2 separate regions of the Homo sapiens genome follow, and region 1 is linked to region 2. Evidence: read pairs that join two places in POLR2A ChIA-PET (ENCODE). Cell type or tissue: OCI-LY7. All regions are shown on one strand. Links, peaks and the distances in the headings refer to the core of each region. The heading gives the core; the rest is flanking DNA.

Evidence for each region. ChIA-PET counts read pairs that join two places held together with the same protein. Peaks named below come from ENCODE experiments on the same cell type or tissue, not always from the same donor. Only the 100,000 strongest peaks of a DNase experiment are listed, where the experiment ranks them.
Region 1: POLR2A ChIA-PET joins it to region 2 with 10 read pairs; 2 of 35 experiments call an interaction of 5 or more read pairs at or near these places.

Annotation. Positions count from the first base shown.
Region 1 is chr12:120,136,753-120,141,140 of GRCh38, forward strand. GCN1 (GCN1 activator of EIF2AK4) reads right to left here. Exons shown (of 58, transcript NM_006836.2): 45 at 4,107-4,271; 46 at 1,943-2,104; 47 at 1,571-1,663; 48 at 1,149-1,292; 49 at 793-1,062; 50 at 454-567. Among named protein-coding and RNA genes, the nearest start is that of MIR4498, 17 kb to the right of the region's middle. In OCI-LY7, for the core only: no CTCF peak of the experiment used is centred there; no DNase peak of the experiment used is centred there.
Region 2 is chr12:120,883,737-120,888,124 of GRCh38, forward strand. The region is part of intron 1 of SPPL3 (signal peptide peptidase like 3); the gene reads right to left. Among named protein-coding and RNA genes, the nearest start is that of SPPL3, 18 kb to the right of the region's middle. In OCI-LY7, for the core only: no CTCF peak of the experiment used is centred there; DNase peaks (open chromatin) are centred at 2,645 and 2,885; H3K4me3 peaks cover 916 bases; H3K27ac peaks cover 846 bases.

The DNA.
Region 1 (4,388 bases), core at 113-4,112, 750 kb before region 2:
GAGAGTCAAATCTCAAACACCCTGGGCCCTGGTGTCTCCCATGCAAGCAAAGTGGTCCTGACAGCTGTCCTCCCCTCAACTCCATGGGAGATATTGATTTGGGCTGAATCTCAGGATCACAGCCTGAGAGGGCTGGCTATGGAACGGTCTTGGCAGAGAAAAGACGACAAGGGCCCCAACAGGCCTATCACACAGAGAGAACATGCACTGCTGTTACCCTGTGGCCCACTCACTCTGGCCAAGGTGACCTGCAGAGCTTAAACCAAAGGCAGCATGAACCCTGTCCCCATCTGACTGCCATGGAAGAAAACATGCTGTCTGCGAAGGTGCTGAACACCAACCACCACGGCTACTGCTCCAGCAGCCCCTACCGCAGACCTGGGACAGGGGTAAGGGCCAGAAGGGCACAACAGACTGCACGCCCACAGCCCCCTGCACGAGGCCCTGGCTTACCTTCTTCGGGAGGCAGAATCCTGGCACATGCTCGCCTTTGCTCTCGTTCCCTATGAGCCGGATTTCCTTGTGCAGCTCTTCAATGAGTGCCAACTGGTTGCCAGCATCCAGCTTCTGCAGGAATCCAGGAAAAAGCGAGAGGATGTACAGCCCTCTCAAGACTGCTTCCAAAGAATATATGGGGAAAGCGTGGGCGGGAGTATAAACAAGACTTGCCACGAGTGGGTAAACGCCGAAGCTGAGTGACAGGTACGTGGGGGATTCTTATAAGTCTATTCCTGTAAATGTCTGGAATTTTCTAAAAGCAAAAGTTGGCTGTGGGGTCAGCAGTCCCCTCACCTTAGTGATGGCATTTAGGGCATCCCAGCTCTCCTCCAGAACCACAGGGCTGGAGTCATTGAAGAGGCGGATCAGGCCCGAGACCAGGCTCCGCAGGTGGCTGGTGTAGTCAGCCTTTGAGCGGGAACAGTAGATGTTGAGGATGATGGCAGCAGCTTGCCTCATGCCCACCTCAGGGCTGCGGGTGGCCTCCAGCAGATCCTCGATGATGATCCGGTGCCCTGTGTCATCCTCTACGGAGAGGATCACAGCCTGACAATTGGCCATCTCCTGCAAACCACAAGGGACATGTGTGCTGAGCAGGGATCCTCCGGGCAGACGGGACATGAGAAAGCAGGAGCAGGCTCGCCCCTTACCAGCTGCTCATCTGGGGTCCCAAGCTTTTCCTTCAGGGCCAGCATGACCGCTGGGAGGATCACGCCAAGATGACGGGTGAGGGCATCACCAGCCACTGACGAAAGGAAAGCCAGCACCCGGGTGTTGACAGGTGGCGTTGTCAGCTGGTGGAATGACAAACATTAACTCAGTGAATACTGTGCCAGGTGCTGCGCTAGGCTCTGGGAACAGACGGGTGGGCAAGAGAGCCCAAGCCCACTGCTCAGAGCCAAGCATCTACTCCAGCATATCTTGGAAGACAACAGGGGAAGGATGTAATGCTTGCACTGCACCCTCCTCCCCCAGCCCTCCAACATCTACGTTCAGAACTGGTCTTCACTGCAGGCCCTGGAAATGTCAATGCCCTGGAGCCAGAGGGTGTTGACCACATGTTGGGATTTACCTTGGGCACAAGGTAGGGCAGCACCACACGACTCTTAATAGCCATGACTTGCTTCAGACCATCCAAGGCAAACTCTGACACCTCCTCGTCATCCTGCAGAGGGTGTTGGGGACAACCCTGAGGAATCTGCATCTCTGCTGTCTCAACCAGCCACCGCCAACTTCCTTCTCCACTTGTTTCCCTCCCTCCTGTTGCACCCACATTTCCTCACTGCCGAAGGCGAAGCACAAAGCCAAGTCTGATCTTGCTATACCCACTCCCTCTGGAGGGCCCACATTGCGACTGCCTTGGCAGAATAATCGCCCTGTATTTTCCATCTACAAAGACGGCAAAAGCCAAACTGGTAGGTAGGTGTGTGGTAGATCCACTCACCAGCTGCTTTAGTAAAAATGGGAGAATGTCCTCCAGAGCCTGGTGGCCGATGGTGGAATGCAGCTGCTCGAAAGTCTTGGCTGCCGCCTCTCTGACCTCCTCCAGTGGGTCACACAAAGCCTTCCTTGCCGTGGGCACGAGGGATTCAGAGAAATACAGCACCTGCAATGGCAAGCTACAACTGTACCAGATGCAGGAAAGGCAAAGAAGGAGCAGAAGCAGACAAGAAGCACAGGCAGGGGACTCTGACCCAGCTAGGCCACCCTAACTCTCTTTGCCTGACTTGTCTTTTAACTTAACTCTTTACTGTGAAATAAAAAAAAGGAGAGAAGGGGCCGGGCACGGTGGCTCACACCTGTAATCCCAGCACTTTGGGAGGCCAAGGTGGGCGGATGACTTGAGGCCAGGAGTTCGAGACCAGCCTGGTCAACATGGCAAAACCCTATCTCTACTAAAAATACAAAAATTAGCTGGGTGTGGTGGTGCACACCTGTAATCCCAGCTACACAGGAGGCTGAGGCACAAGAATCGCTTGAACCCAGGAAGCAGAGGCTGTAGCCAAAAGAGATGGTGCCCCTGTACTCCTGCCTGGGCAGCAGAGTGAGATTGTCTTAAACTAAAAATTTTAAAAAAATTAAAAAGTAGAGAGGGGCCGCGCACAGTGGCTCACGCCTGTAATCCCAACACTTTGGGAGGTGGAGGCAAGAGAATCACTTGAGGCCAGGAGTTTGAGACCAGCCTGGGCAACATAGTGAGACCTCACCTCTACTAAAAATGCAAAAATTAGCTACGTGTGGTGGTGCACACCTATAGTCCCCAGCTACTCAGGAGGCCATAGCGAGAGGATCACTTGAGCCCAGAAGGTCAAGGTTACAATGAGCTATGATCGCACCACTGCACTCCAGCCTGGGTGACAGAGTAAGACCCCGTCTCAATAAAAAAAAAAAGCAGAGAGGATGTGATGCACCCCCATGTATCCTTCACTGAGACTTAATAATCAACAGCTTGAATCTTTTAGGTGAATTCTCAATATACCTCCCATCTTCTCTAAGAACTGCAAACTCCTTCCCATGGCATCTGGCCCCCTCTCTCCCTGGACTCTTTCTTTTGCTTATTCTCTTGGAAAACTCCAAGTCCTTCTTCAAGTCTCAATCCAGACTTTGTGCTCTATGAAGTCTTTGGGTCTACAATGGAGCCAATAATGGCTCTGCTCCCTCAGTAACGATCCCAGCACAGCAAAGCCCACTCTGCATTCTAATGACTGGTTGGCATGTGGGCCTTGCCATTGGACTGTGGGGACTTTGCAGACAAGAACTCAGCCTCTGTGGAACTCTACCTCTCCAATGAATCACAACTCTTTCTGATGACAGAATTTCTTTTGATTCCTTGCCAAATGTAAATTTTAAAAACCAAACGTAAGACAAACATCAATATAGGAGAAGAGGGATCTGGTATCCTAGGAATTCAGACAAGGATGCCCAAGCCAAGCAACTGGCCACTTGCTTACATTTCTAGCGGGCCATCCACTTAATTGCTTTGGCGTTTTCATCCAAACACGAAGGCAGTGCCTAAAAGCACTCCTAACCTACTCCCCAGGGTGGTCTCCAGGATCATTTAACTCAGGAACCAAGTAAGAGTAATGGACTTCACACCCCTTGAACGTTGCTGCTATGGAAACAGTATTGTTGCCAGACGCAATATGCTTCCTCCCACCTGGCACCACAACTCTTACCTGCTCCCCTCCTGCTAAGGGTGAGTGCACACCCCCTCCCGCACCCTCCTGCCCTACCCACTCACACAGCTGTCCATCCCCTTTCCCAGAAGGAGGTGCACACATTTTAACTGGACTTATATAGCATCACAAAAGAGACTGATCCTGAGCAACCTCCACAGTTGTAAGAGAGCGATCATCTCCAGTTTCCAAAGGCCACTCAAGGAGGCATCCAAATCACTTAGCTCTTAGCCTGCAAAACTGACAGGAAAGCTGAGAAGACGGAGCCTCAAGTCCATGTGGCCCAGCCAGCACCTCCCCAGAGTGAGACTGGCTCATCCCTGAGGGCAGCACAAACCCCCTAGAGGTGAACCTCCTTCAGTAGCCCTCCCCCGCCCTCTGAGTCAGGTCGTCTGCAGTGCACAGCTGGCGGGATCCTTGGAAGATACTCACGGCATCCCGGCTGGTGGACTTCATGATCTCACTTAGGCCAATGCACACACCCTGCCTCTCATCGCTCTTCTGAGACCTCAGGCCTTCCTCAAGGATGGGGATGATCTCGGGGAGGATTTTCTCCCCTAACTTCCGCACAAGATCTCCCAATGTTCTCGCTGCAATCTGTCAACAGAGACCAATCCAGGAAGTAAAGTCCCTGCAAAGCCCAGGGCACCCAGAGGAGGACTCCAGAATGAGGGCCCTGAAACCTCCCAGGCTTTATCTGAATCACTGACTTAA
Region 2 (4,388 bases), core at 277-4,276:
GACAATATATGTCATCTTTATAAACTTATTTAAAAAAGCAAAACAAAACATGTTGTACAGTAAAACATTAAAATGTAGACGTAAGCCGGGCGTGGTGGCTCATGCCTGTAATACCAACACTTTGGGAGGCCAAGGTGGGTGGATCACCTGAGGTTGGGAGTTCAAGACCAGCCTGATCAACATGGAGAAACCCTGTCTCTATTAAAAATACAAAATTAGCCGGGCGTGGTGGCGCATGCCTCTAATCCCAGCTACTCAGGAGGCTGAGGCAGGCGAATCGCTTGAACCCAGGAGGCGGAGGTTGTGGTGAGCTGAGATCACGCTACTGCACTCCAGCGTGGGCAACAACAGCGAAACTATGTCTCAAAAAAAAAAAAAAAAAAATGCAGATGTAAATCTAGTTTTTTTAAAAAGCAAAGGGATGGTAAACAAAATTCACGACAGTGGTTACACCTAAACGGGGACAGGGGACAGAGGCATGAGGAAGGACAAAGGAGAGTACAAAGGGGGCTTCCAGAACATTGGTAATCCTATAGTTTCTTTAACTGGTGAAGTTCATGAGCGTTCATTATGCTACACATACAAATCATATATTCTTCTGTAGACATTAAATATCACATAAAAATGAAAGCACAGTATAAACCTGTTCCTGCTTTTGTGTAAAAAATGATCTACAGTTCCTATATGTAATGCCCAAAAGGGTAACATGAAATGTTACCATAAATTTTCTAAGTAAGTTAAATATTAGGTAATTAGGATTTTTCTTTTTTTACTTCTATTTGGGATTTCTGGGTTTCAACAACTTGTATAATTTAAAAAAAAAAAAAAACCAACTGTCACAATATATGGATTTTTTTTAAACCTGAAAGATATGCAACAAATTTAATGAAAGATCTCTCTGTGTTGGTAGAATTGTGGGTAGTTTTTCTATTCTTTTTGTGTTTATCTACACTTTTCAATATTTTCACCAATAAAATATGGTATTACAGTTTCATAATTCCTTATCTGACACCCTTATGGCTGGAGATGTTTCAAAATTATGGCTAGAGTTTTTTTGGGTTTTTTTTTTGGGTTTTTTTTTTTTTTTGGCTTTCAGAAAGGTAACAATGGTGTGTGAAGTGGGTGACAAGTCACACCTATTCAATAAATAGATACTAGAAATAACTTCAGTTAAGGTCTTGTTTTGTTACCAAAGAGGTCTAAACCAGATTTTATCCCCTAAAGGAATGGCATTATTTAGTGTAAGTAAGGCTTCCAATTCCGCCCCTACTGGTCCAACTAATTTGGAGCTTAATCACTGCAGACTGCACTCAGTTGGGAACAAACAAAAAAACCCTTATATTAATACTTTGTAATACCAACAAATCAAAGCATTTCAAACTCAACTAAAAGACATTTCTTTCTTAGTAAGGCTAAGGCTTTCAGACACATTTCAAAAATGAAGCTAATGAACAAGTGTCAAAGTATAAAATATTTGGAAATTATCAAAATAATAATGTATACAAAAACTCAACAGAACCACCAAATAAACTGATTAAAAAGATAGTACCACTTACGGTGTTCTTTAATTCCATAATTGTGCACGGGACCTACAACACATAAGTATTTCACATGGCCTTCAAATTCAAACAAATCAGTGAACTCACAAATGGGCCCTGGGTCCATATTATCACAAATGCCAGGGTATAGCATGTAAATTAAGTCATGATCGTTGTTCTCTTGGTCAGAATACCATTTATGGACTCCAACTCAAAAGCATGTGAGTACCACTTAGAATAACTACATGTCCTTAAGGCATCTAATAGTCAGTAATAATGCAATGGTCAAATCCTGTTAAAGTATTTGTATCTAAACATGCAAGTGCCCATAAAAAGTTGTTTTTTTAATCCTCTGTCACTGGAGCACTGATCAGCTATCCCTATCTTCAACCATCCTTGAGGCAATGACCTACAACTATGGTTACTAAGGGATCACAACTCAATTGCCTCCAGGAGCTAGGTAAACAGCATAAATGAGTGAGGTAGAGATTCAGTGTACAGTAAACAGAAAGTGATGGGGACTCAGCCAAATTAGAAAATGTAAGCTGTGAGTAAAGTCATTCAAACATTAAAACTTTTTTTTTTTTTTTTTTTTTTGAGACAGAGTTTTGCTCTTGTTGCCCAGGCTGGAGTGCAATGGCGCGATTTCAGCTCACCGCAACCTCCACCTCCTGGGTTCAAGCAATTCTCCTGCCTCACACTCCTGAGTAGCTGGGATTACAGGCATGTGCCACCATGCCCAGCTAATTTTGTATTTTTAACCTGTCCATGTTGGTCAGGCTGGTCTCGAACTCATGACCTCAGGTGATCTGCCTGTCTCAGCCTCCCCAAGTGCTGGGATTACAGGCGTGAGCCACCACGCCCGGCCAAAAAAAAAAAAAATTTTTTTTTCCAAATTCAGTCCTTCTAGTAATCAACTGACTGACTAGGAGACACAATCTATACAACAGCCCACTCTGAAATCTCCTTGTCTCTAAATTGTCTTAATTACATCTGCTGGCATTTGACACCCAGTCTCTAACACTATAAACTTCTGATGAAAAAGGATGTGGTTTATTCTATTTTAGTTACTATAGCAGAGCCCCAAAAGGCATAAAGTCATTCATTAAACACAGAGATCAAATTCACAACCTTACTCTGTCTAACCAAGTGAGCTGTGTGGTTAGGCAGTACAAGTGGTATATAACTGATACACAACAGGCCAAAGCAGACCTTGAACACCTATAACCATCAGAACAAGGACCAAACGATAACAGTTCCAACAGATTTACTTGCTGAGAACTATAGAATCTGGTACATCTCTAATGAGGAGGGAGGCAATTTTCTTCCTCCTGTGAATTTAACTGCTCGCAACCAAAAATCTGAGCTATGAGGAGCTTCCTCTCTGAAACCCTCTAAACACCCTCTTCCCCACTGAAAGAAAACCCGGCAGTAACAATATAAAACTAAAGAACTAGAAATACAGACTGATCACACACTCATCTGTTTTTCCTAAAGACACACAGATCATACATGTGAGCAAAAATCTAGATCATAAGTATTTACCACCTCTGGAACCGCACTGTTCAATATGGGAGCTGCTAGCCACATGTAGCTACTGAGCACTTGAAATGTGGCTAGTCTGAATTGAGAAGATCTTGTACTAAAAAAAGTTAAAATGTCTCATTAATTTGTATATTGATTACATACCATCAGTGATATAATAATTTTTTTTTTTTTGAGACAGAATTACCCTGTCACCCAGGCTGGAATGCAGTGGCACGATCTCGGCTCACTGCAACCTCTGCCTCCCAGGTTCAAGCAATTCTTGTGCCTCAGCCTCCCACCATCACGCCCGGCTAATTTTTGTATTTTTAGTAGAGATGGGGTTTCACCATACTGGCCAGGCTGGTCTCGAACTCCTGACCTCATGATCCACCCATCTCGGCCTCTCAAAGTGCTGGGATTACAGGCGTGAAATAAGTATTTTTATGTAAATTAGTATCACCTTTTTAAAAAAACTTTTTAATGTGGCTACCAGAAAACTTTACATTACATATATACCATATATTATACTTCTATTGGGCAGTGCAGCTCTAGAAAAGGTAGTATTTTACAACTAACTCCTCCAGTGATTATCCTCCTGGCAAAGAACTGACACATCAAGGCACCCCTCACCGCCACTTCCACCCACCAAACCTTCAGTCATGAAACCACTCCTAGTCCCAAGCTTACTGATGATGCAGCAGGTTGCCAGAGTAATTCGGTTAATCACTTAACCAAAGGGAAGAAACTAGTTTAACAATTATCTGAGGCTAATTTCTTTCTAAATTATTCCAGCACGCAAAAGAAATAAGAAGTAGCCTGAAGAAAAATCTGTGAACCAAAGGTGTACTAAATTTTTGTTCTTGACACAAGATTTTTAGTTGACTAAAACAGAGGTTCAACTTTGGTAGTACACTTCTAAAAACAATCAGACCTAACATTTTAAACTACTGCTTTTTTCCTCTACAAACCCTTAATTAAATATAAACACTACACAAATAAAACCACAATGAGATATGACTTTACACTCACTAGGATAGCTATAATTTAAAAGACAATAACAAGTGTTGGTGAAGACGTGGAGAAATTAGAATCTCACACATTGCTGGTGGTAATGTAAAATGGTGCAGCCGTTTTGGAAAGCTGTTTGGCAGTTTATCAAAATGTTAAAAACAGAAACTATGAGCCAGCAACTTTACTCCAAAGTATTCACCCAAGAGAAATAAAAACATACATCTGCACAAAAACTTGTATACAAATGTTCATCGCATAACTATTACTATTTTTGGTTTTTTTAGACAGAGTCTTGCTCTGTTGCCCAGGCTG